2 separate regions of the Homo sapiens genome follow, and region 1 is linked to region 2. A link is an interaction called in ENCODE POLR2A ChIA-PET data of the cell type or tissue named here. Cell type or tissue: A673. All regions are shown on one strand. Links, peaks and the distances in the headings refer to the core of each region. The heading gives the core; the rest is flanking DNA.

What was found. Peaks named below come from ENCODE experiments on the same cell type or tissue, not always from the same donor. Only the 100,000 strongest peaks of a DNase experiment are listed, where the experiment ranks them.
Region 1: POLR2A ChIA-PET joins it to region 2 with 5 read pairs; 1 of 35 experiments calls an interaction of 5 or more read pairs at or near these places.

Annotation. Positions count from the first base shown.
Region 1 is chr20:19,235,893-19,241,266 of GRCh38, reverse strand. All of the region lies in intron 1 of SLC24A3 (solute carrier family 24 member 3), which reads right to left. LOC124904879 (a long non-coding RNA gene) reads right to left here. Exons shown (of 2, transcript XR_007067552.1): 2 at 1-5,374. Among named protein-coding and RNA genes, the nearest start is that of SLC24A3, 26 kb to the right of the region's middle. In A673, for the core only: no CTCF peak of the experiment used is centred there; no DNase peak of the experiment used is centred there; H3K27ac peaks cover 2,140 bases.
Region 2 is chr20:19,590,299-19,595,672 of GRCh38, reverse strand. The region is part of intron 6 of SLC24A3 (solute carrier family 24 member 3); the gene reads right to left. Among named protein-coding and RNA genes, the nearest start is that of RIN2, 170 kb to the left of the region's middle. In A673, for the core only: no CTCF peak of the experiment used is centred there; no DNase peak of the experiment used is centred there; H3K27ac peaks cover 699 bases.

The sequences.
Region 1 (5,374 bases), core at 102-5,101, 350 kb after region 2:
AAAGAATCTTGGACAGGTCTGAGACAGGCACACCTCCCCACACCTCTGGATAACCCCGTCCGTGTCCTACCCTAACAGCCACATCTCCGCTGCTCCACTTTGCCCACTGGCATGGTCTTTTTGGACATGGTTGGTTTGCTTTCCCTCAATCTACTGCAAGATCCCTGCAGGGCTGCAGAGACTTATTCAAACAGTAGGATCTAAATCTAGACCAACCCTCTTCACCGGGACAGGCTGAGAGAGGTGGTAGCCCGTGGCCAGCCAGGTTCACAAGTGGGAGGCGTGGCACTTGCTGCCAATGCCTGCAGATACCCTTGCCGGCCATGCACCCTGCTGCTGTGAGCTCTGGCTGCTCCTGGCTCTCAGCTTCCCCCATGTCCAGAGAAGCTGCCTTGCTTAGGAGTCACACATTTCCCCTGCCCCATGCGAGGGGCAGCCAGGGGCTAGTGAGTGGCTGACTGGGTCTACAAAAAGTGGTCCCATTGACCCAAGATAAGATCAACTGTGTGATGTTGTTGTGCTCCAGAGCACCCTGTGGGATCAGCCAAACCCAAGCAGAGACAACATCCCAACCCAACCTTCATCCCCAGCCTATCCTCCTTCCCTCCCTCAATTACTCACCTGCCCACAAATCAGGCTCACTAACCAGAGACAGTGGGTGACCCACAGAAGGAGGTCTGAGATTCCTTTTTCATTTCCACCTTCACAAGAGAGATGAGTTACTGCAGCAGCACCTCCTCTGGCTTCCCTGGCTTCCTGAGCCTGTCTGCACATACAGAGTTTTGTCCACTCTGAAGAGAGTTTTACTATCCCTGGAGTTCCCTGTCACTTAGAATTTGGAAACTCCTGGAAGGAGAAAACTGCTTTTACAATGCAAACTCACAATTCAGAGCTACTTCTCCTTCTAGAAGTAGGACAGTGTGGTATTGAGGGTCTGCATGTTATTTCAAAGCAACAGGAACCTCAGATGTACACCATTGAGGCTGCAATGGCTCACAAGAACATCACGAGCCTCTAGTTTCAGACACAGTTAGATAAACTCTAGTAGTCACAGCAGTTGTTGCAGTGTGACCTGAAGCCCCACTGGCAGTCATGTGGGTCTATGATGATTTTCAGTGGGAAAACGAAAAAATGAATGCTTTATTAATAAAGCTTTACTGGTCAACAGAATTTTCCAAGACATTGGCCATTTGGAAGAAACTAACAGAAGGAGGTATCAAAACCACCATGTTCTACCTGGTTAAACTGATCATCTCTGTTAGGCCCTTGGGGTTGGGCAGCCTGCAGGAAGACAGAAAAGACTCAGGACAACCGCAGATTGTGCTTCTCCCACTCCACAGACCATGGGGTCCCATACAGTCCAACGAGGGCCATAGAACTGAGGGGGCAGCTTCCCAGCCCTGGACTAGTGCCAAGGCTGCCCACAGGGCCCCTGGGTTGTGTCCAGGCAGTTTCCTCACCCATGCCTCCACTCCCCCTACTTCTCAAAGGCAAAGCCATCGAGGGGGACCTTTGAGATCCCTCAGGCTGGGAGCCAGGACCCTTGGGGTGAAAACAATGTGACAGGGTGGTGTGGATCAAATTGGTTACCTGCTAATATGACACACCTCTCTGGCCCTGCAGACATGCAATTGATGCGTGTCCAAGCTCCTCTGCCACACCCAGCTGAAGTGAATGGAGGAAGAAAGGGTCAGCCACCCTGGGGTCACCATCCTCTGATGGGCTAACAAATGTCCCGAAGAAGCACCCTCTTCTCCAACAGCACCCAGTGCCTCTTGTGTTCAGCTGGCCCCTTCCAGTTGCCCGTGCAGGTCCTCAGGTGAGCAGCGAGCCCTGTTCCCCATCTCCTAGCCCACCTGTGGGAGACAGCCTTGGGGGTGCCTGGAGAGGCTGCTGGCAGTGGGATCCCCAGTTGCAGGAGGTGGCACTAGAAAGGCAATGCACTATTTAGAAAACGCATCACCTGTTGCTTTTATCTGAGGGTACTGGGGCTGCTTCTCCTGTTGTGCTTCATACGGGCTTAGGCATCTCAAACACTGCACAAGGAGCATAAGAGAGGGATAGGGCTGTCTCCAGGCCTGGCCCAAGACACAGTAATTTTGGAAAGACTCATTCTTACTCTGTGTTGTTTTTTTTTTTTTTTTTTAAAATAAGCTTTTCTCAAAGAGCTCCAGTGATTGCATCACACTTCCTCCAGTGTAACTAACACTTTTCCCCACACTGTGATTCCCAACTGCATCCCAACCTTAGGAGTGGGTCCTCCCACGAATTTGGCAGGTGTGTGTGTGTGTGTGTGTGTGCATGCGCCCATGTGTGTGCTGGGTGAGGGATGGGAATAAAACTCCTTTTTTTGGGTGAAGTGGAGGGGAGAAGTGAAAGAGAAGGACAGGAGGAGGAGAAAGATCAATAGTAATACTGATGATCATTGTCGTCATTGTGGAAACAATCAGCCTCCAGAGGGCAGGAGGTGTGTCTTCGGTGTGTCTTGTCTGGCCATCCCCTTTGCATGCTGCAGAGACCCAACACCAGACCAGGGCGGGGACCAGGATGCCAGGGCACTGGCAACTGCTCCCTCCCCATGGTTAGGACTCTCTCTTGGTCTCTTGGCTGTGGGTTGCCAATGAGCCCTTTCAATCCAATAAATGTGACTGTGAAGTTCAAACCCAAGCATCCACTTTGCTTTAAAATCGAAGTTACACTTTAAATAGGTACCTCCATGTTGGAAAACTGTTTATTAGGATCTACTGCAGCCGAACATAGCATCCCCTCAGACCCTGCCATTCCACTCTGGAGTATACACCAGATCAAAATACATGCAAGTGATGGCGGAAAGGCATGAACAAGAATGTTCTGAGCTGCACAGCTCATTATAGATGAACAGTGGAAATCACACAAATGTCCATCAGTTCTCACAATAAAACTGTGAACGGCAACAATAATGAATAACCTACAACTAGACATGACGACACGGATGAATCTCACAAGCATAACATTCAGCAAGAAAACAGACACACAGATGACAAACGGCACAAGAACAGGCAGAGCTGCTCTCTGCTGTTAGAAGCTGGGACAGTGGTCACTCTTGTGGGGGGTGACTCGGAAGGACCATGTGCAGGTTTCAAGGGTGCAGATCCTGCTCTGTTTCTTAATTTGGCGGCTGCTGTCTAGTTAGTGAAAATTCATCAAGCTATATACACTTATGATAGATACCCTTTTCTGTACATATATTGAACTTTAAAAAAAGTTTTAAAAAAGTAACAAAATGAATCACATTCTCTCTGCACCAAAACCATCTTTGTCACTTCCTATTTGGGTTGAAAATAGAAAAGGCAGCAGGAAAATGTTACAGCCGCTCAGGCACCCGTAAAATCGACTGAAAGTAAAACCGACAGACGTGAAACTCAGGCCCAGGCTTAAATCAGAAGGCGAGGTGGAGGCTGCGAGGAAAAAGGGGGAGCAGGCTGGGATTTGATGAGAAGGAGGCCAAACCAAGAGCCCCTCATGAGAGCTGCATATCTCTCCTGCTCAATCTCCCTCTCACCAAGAGTGAATCTCAATCCAGCTGAATTCAGCCACAGGTCAATGCTCATGCTGTTGTCCATTCAATGACGACGCAGGAGAAGAGACAGGTCCTATGCATGGAGAGCAGGGGAAGGATCAGCTCAGAGCCCAGATTCCAGCCTGGCCCTGCTGGTGTTTGGTTGTCTCAGAGAGACTGGACCCAAGCTGTTCTGCAAGCTGGGTGGATGTTCTGCAAGCTGAGCTAGCACATGACGGGAACAGGTGCCGAACCCACAAAGCACAGATTCCCATGACTTGAAAGGGACGGCACACCAGGCCTTCTCAGAAGGTAATTCTCATGAAATCCCTTCTCAGGATGACTTACAGATGGCAAAGCAGGTGAAGATGGGCAGCTGAGGCAGGGGAACAGCAGATGGCCAGCCAGCTAACCAAATCCAGATGCACGACCCCGCCATCCACACCAGACACTGACCCCCGCCTGCAGGCCCAGGAGCACCAGGTGCTGAAATTCCTCCCAACTTCTCTTTCCATGGCAGAAGGAACTTCAGAAGGAAAGGAAAATGGATGAACATCTGCAGCTCCCGAAACCTAGAGGGTCTCTAAACTCAAAATGTGAAGAATCCTAATGAAACAGAGCTAATCAAATGTTTGTTGTGTTGCCATAATTTCTCATTGTCATCATTTCAGGCCAAGTGCTAAATAATGTAATGAATATCACATTTTAAAGTTCGTTGCAAGGCTTGGAAGTGTCCAGAGCTTAGGTAGTTCCTTGGAGAATAACAGCCCAGAAAAGAAGAGGGAAACTCTACCGAAAAATAGAGTGAGGTTTATAAACATGAGCCACCATCCCCAAGGGACACTCCCTCACTCCATCTCCACACTTGCATCCCTCTCTCTCTGTGGGTTTCTGCCACAGCTGTTGACCTTTCAATATGCCCTTGGTGCTCATGTTAAGTTTGTTTGTTTTTTGTTTGTTTTGTTTTGTTTTTGAGACAGGGTCTCACTTTGTCACCCAGGCTGGAGTGAAGTGGCGCAATCATAGTTTACTGCAGCCTCAAACGCCTGGGCTCAAATGATGCTGCCTCCTCAGCCTCCCCAGTGGCTGGGAATACAGGCATGCACCACCATGCCTGGCCAATTTTTGCATATTTTTTTTGCAGAGTTGCGGTCTTGCTATGTTGCCAAGGCTGGTCTCAAGCTCTTGGCCTCAAGCAATCCTCCCACCCCAGCCTTCCGAAGTACTAGGATTATAGGCATGAGCCACCATGACAAGCCTGCTTATTTTTTCTCTAAAACTAGTGTAGAGTGGAGGATAGAAGCATACTATGATATATGGGCCGGTCTATCAACCCCCTGGGAGGGACAGAAACTCCAAGCTTCTCTAGGAAGGCACTGCTGGCTTCCCCCTGAGCTGTCTTGTGGAATTAACCCATATCACTCACTATCAACACCCCTTGCACACTCCCACACTGCTCTTTAGGGGCACCTCACAGGTGGCATGAGAGTCTTTTGACTGTACATGCCCATTCTCCCTACTTGACTCTAGGTGCCTTCAAAGCAACGACTGTGTCCCATATGCTATTTAGACCCATATGTTACCAACAGAGCATGGCTCCCCAATAAAAGTTGGTTGAATTATATCAAATTAAATTATGAATAAATTCAAAAACAGAAAAGTTCGCCATGAGATAGAAGAAGTGGTCAGGACGTTGGAGTCAAATTAGGCCTTGAAATTTGTCTCATACATGAGCACTTCACAAGTGTTCAAAGAGTGAAACTATTTCTTTATTGGGTTTGTCACCCAGCGTTCATGCTGTTAAATGCATTTATGACCCATAGACACCTTGACCTT
Region 2 (5,374 bases), core at 81-5,080:
TTCCTGTTTTGTTCACCTCAGTATGCTTTGTGCCTGCCGCTAAAAAGCAGTGAATGGAAGTCCACATGAAATCAATAATTCGGTTTCATGACTGTGTCTCAAATGCTACCCAGAGTTTGTGCTGTTTCAACTCACCTTGTCTTTGGTGTATCTGGTGGCAACTTGTGATACTCATTCATCCATGCATCCATCTGACTACCCAGGCACCCCTAGAATAGTCCCTGAGCACGTTTGTGCCAGCTGAAGGGCCCTGTGAACTCTGATCATATACTCATCCTCCCCTGCCCTGCATCAAGGGCAGGATATCAGCTAGCCAGGCCCTTATCGAAGATGCTTCAGCCCTTACCATATGTGACACTACTGTTGGTGCTGCAGATGCAGTAAGGAACAGGCAGAGACGGGCTGCATTCTTGGGGAGCTCACAGCCTAGCACAGTGATTCCCTCAGCAGAAAAAATGCGTGATGTGTCTGCTTAGACACATCATGCATTTCACTGTTGCCAGGGTTGGGGATGGTCGATGAATATGCCTCTTCCTGTTGCCCTTGGCCTTGCTGTTTTCTTACTCTAGCTTGTGAACCTAGAAGACCAGCATTTTACACTGTTCCTGGGGGCAATGGCTGGCAGTTTACTGGGATGGCACATTCCTTCTGCTCAGAGAGTGACTCATGTTCAAAACTGCACCAAATCAGAGTCTACATTTTAAATGGTGCCATTTTCTTCACAGAGTGCAATGTCTTAATATTTTTTCACGGCACTATGCTATCAGTGCTTGCAGGGGTGTCTTCCCTGAAAACTCTTTATAACACAGTAACTTCTCTCTCATGTACTTTCTTTAACGCTTACCATGCTGTATTGCTTTTTCATAGCATTGGCCACCACTTGACTCCATATATCTTCTCCCTATCTCACTATCCCACTATCCCACTATATTAATATCTTACTCTCTCTCCATCTATCCATCCATCCATCCACTCAGCCACCCACCCACTCACCTACCTACCAATCTATCACCTCTGTTGAGTATTTAACATCTCGAAGCCTGCTACTAGAATGTAATTTTTTCTCTAGTGCCTCTTCAGTGCCTGAAACTGTGCCTGGCACATAGTAGGCTCTCAGTAAACATTTGTTAAATCAGTGAATGAGCTTACTGCCCAAAGAAGACTATAATAAACATTTCTCCCTAGAACACAATCAGTGGACTATGACCCTGGCTTTAAATTCACAAATAACTACGAGACAAACCACCTTTAATTCACATTATTGTGTACAGACAGGCCTGCATTTTTAGATTCTAGGAGGTCTCAGGCCTCAGGTCCTGGTGTGGTTCAGGCCATAGCCACCTGGACTGTAGCTGCTTGGACCTAGGGCATGAAATCTGGTCTGCTCTGTCACTCCCTACATGGTGACCTGTGTAGGGGGTTGATAGGAGGGAAGACCAGGGAGTCTTCAGTGGACACCAGTCGAAGGAACAGAGGTGGAAGCCTTCCCTGCCTGCTGCACATACACTTTTGTGACTTGCTAATGTCCTGTGTGCCCTTTTACCAGGGGAAGCTTTCCAGTGCTTTTTTGCCCAAGGGTGGAGTTCGAAGGCCATGACGGGAATCCTTCGCCTCCCCTCACTTGGTGTGCAGGCTGGCTCTGCCTGTGCAGAAAGGGCAGGTGTGGAGATGAGGGGTCTCTGTGCTAAGGCTAGGGGTGCCTGGGCCCACCCGGCAGCTGTTGTGGGGTTCAGGAGTGAATGGCCGGGGTCCAGCAGGAGAACGAGCTCAGCAGATGTCACATGTTGCAGCAGTGCGGAAGAAGGCATTTTCTGGGCTGCCAGTCCCTTTGCACCCAAGTGTGCCCCTCTGATTACTCACTGAAGTGGGTTGCATGGTGATAAGAGGGCACTGAGCTGTGAAGGAATGTTGAGGACAGCCACACTGTGGAGGGAGCTTTAGGGTATGAGGCCCTTGGTCTAAGCTGACTCTGGGAGCCAGCCTTGAGGAAGCAGTTACCCTGCTTTGCCTGTGTTGTTTAGCTGTATCCCTGCAGCCCTCAACGTCTCCCAACTCATTGGTTCTGTGACTGACACAGTACTCAGCCTCTCTGAGCCTTGGTTTCCTCTTTTCTCAACAATGTCTTTCTCCAGGAGTTATTGAAAGGATCAAAATGAGTTCACATATGTAACGCTGCGAGACAGTGCCTGCCACAAGGTAAGTACTGTAGGTGTGCTTGTTAAAGGGAAGCATAAATAAAACAAGCATCTGCCAGCCTGACTGGCTTTTGTCCTCACTATACTTAACCTTCAACTCAGGTTCAGCTACTTGCGGGGCAGAGGGGCCTGGATGCCCAGTCTCTACCTCCTTCTGTGATTTTGCTAAGGGGTGACCTGGCTTTGGTTCAATTAGCCCTGGGCTCATTTGGCAGATTCTTGCTAAGAGCCCCACTTGCCTGTGATAGGAGGCAGTGTGGGGAATGTGGTGTCATGGAAAGAAATGACATTTGTGCCCCAAAAATGGACTCTCATCTTGGGACAGTGCTCAGCTGCCATGATGGTAAGACTCTGGGCAACTTGTACATTGAAAGTCTTTGCCAGCCATGTGCGGTGGCTCACGCCTATAAGTCCAGCACTTGGGGAGGCTGAGGCAGGCGGATCATCTGAGGTCAGGAGTTGGAGACCAGCCTGACTAACATGGCGAAACCCTGTCCCTACTAAAAATACAAAAATTAGCCAGGCATGGTGGCAGGCACCTGTAATCTCAGCTACTCGGGAGGCTGAGGCAGGAGAATCGCTTAAACTTGGGAGGTGGAGGTTGTAGTGAGCCAAGATCGTGCCACTGCACTCCAGCATGGGCAACGCAGTGAGACTCTATCTCAAAAAAAAAAAAAAAAGAAAGAAAGAAAGAAAATTTTTGCCGAAGATGTAGGCAGTGAGTTTCAGAAGGTGAATATTCCTTCCAGTAATTTTCATGGTGCTCCTTGGAAGTGAGTTTCAAGAGAAACATGAAAATTACTCACTTTGAAGGAGCATGTGAAAACTACATGGAAGGAGTCCTCACCCCTGGCCACGAGAGGTTCCTGCTTTTCTCTTCACATTTCTGGAATGATGCATCTCAGATACATCCAGGTGTGCCATACTAAAGGGAAATGATTGCTTCATTTTCTTTCCCCCATTGCACCGTGCTGATTATGAGTACCTCTCTTGCAAACCTAAATCCAAGAAACAGAACTAATAAAACATTGCCATGATCAGTTTAAATCATTTCTAATGGCTCTACCCACTATTGATTTGGCTATGGAAATAAATTGGACAGAAGGACTCAGAGGAGTGCTTAGTCGAGTGTGATGATTTAGAGACTGCCTGGACAATATAATAAGAAGAGGACAAAACCCCTGACTAACAAATGGGCAATGATTTAAACAGATTTTTCACCAAAGAAGATGGCAAAGAAGCCTGTTAAAAAATGCCCAACATTATGGCTCGTCAGGGAAATGCAAATTAAAACCACAGTGACGTGCCACTCGTGCTCAATAGAATGGCTAAAATGAAAACAAAACAAAATAGTACTGATAATACTAAGTGCTGGTGATGATGTGGGGCACCTGGAATCCCACATGTAGGTGGTGGAAATACAAATGGTTTAGCCACTTTGCAAAGCTGTTGGTGGTTTCTTACAAACATACTTAGCACACAACCCAGTAATCCCACTCCTAGGTTATTTACCTGAAAGAAATGAGAGCATATGTCCACAGCAAGACCTAGAGTGCATCTGTGTGCAGTTTTTCCCTTGTGTTCCACCAGCCCAGGGAAAGCAGACATTGAGGCAGCACACGATAGTGCACAGGCTTTGTCCTGTAATCATTTATCTCTGCTTTTTATAATAAACTGAAAACTGTGTATTCGAGGTGGAAGTGATTAGATTCTTAGCTCTGGAGGGAAGGGAGAAATGGGTATGTGGTTCTTGATTAACCTAAACCAATTGAGTAACTAGTTCCTTTGCCACAATGATTGGTTCAGGGATGGTCAGGTAACCTGAGTTGGCTCAATCAGATTTTTGTTTGATGATGCTATGGGGGGATGGGGAATGAGATGTGGTGGCCAAGGAGACATCCTCTTTCTCTTTCCTGGCCAAAGTGGTATGTGTACCTGAGGCCTGAAAATGCTACAGCTATTTTCTGCCATTAAAAAAAAAAAACTAGTATGAGGAAGGAAACAGAGGAGATTAGAGATAAAAGAATCACAACAATGGGGCTGGAAGTCCTGATCAAGTCATACCTGATGTCCACTTTCCTTTGCATTTTTCAGAGACATCTATAAATTTCCTTCATTTAAGAAGCCAGTTAGAGTTGGGATTTTTTTTTTGTTGTTACCTGAAACTGAAAGCTTCTAATTAGTCTAGATGTGGATCTGAGAATGAATCTGACTTCAGGAGATCGTATCAAAGAAGTGGAACAAGCAAGACACACGTTTTGTGAGCCCAGATCAAAGCTAACACAGAGATCTGGGGTGAAGTTGTAGAGGCAATGAAAACAGAGCAGCACAGAGCCAGGTGGGTGGCCTTAGCAGAACTCTGGGCCTGGGACCAACAGCATCTGTCAGGGGGAGATCAGGTGTGGGGCCCTGTCAGGACCTGGCCTTGAGGGGGTTGGGGTGGGGATGGCCAGAGAAAAGAAACTATGAGGGGACAGTGCAAGAGACAGCCTCAGGCAGATGGTCAGTCATAAGACTGGGGCCTCAGCAGGACTGTCTACCTTTCCTGGACCAACTGCTGGAGGCTGCCTCTCATCCAGGGCCACGCTTGGTCTAGAACGTGATGAGAGCTGAGCCTGCAGATGGAGCTGAAGCAGGTGAGCTGCTCTTCTGATTCAGTTGGCCTTGGGCTAGGGCTGGGGCTCTGCTTCTAACAGGAATCTGCCTCCTGATGCCACAGCCTGCAGAAGATGCCGGGAGAAACCCAGTTTTACTGGGTGTGATGGAATTCACTGGCTGCCTCAGCTGGACCTGACCTTGGCCTTGGTCTACTCCTGCACTTCACATTCTGCTCTCTGCTACTCACAGGATCATGTACGGAAGCACGCTGGCTCCTGGATGAGGCCTTCTGCCACACCTGCCCTCTTGGTTTCTCAACAGATCACTTGCTCTCTTCCTTGCAATTTCATCTCCCTCCCTGGAATGGATGTTAGGCCTCCAGCCCCTATTTTTAGGTTTGGCAGCACTATGGGTGTGTGGTTTTTGGCCTCCCCTGTCCTCTGTCCCCAGCTTCTTGGAAAATCTGGATGCATCTCAGGATTGGAACAGGGGAGCTGTGTGTTGGGTTTTGTCTGGGGAACAATAAGATAGAAATCAAGGTGTACGGGGTAAGCTGGGGCAGCCTGTGGGTGTCCCGCTGT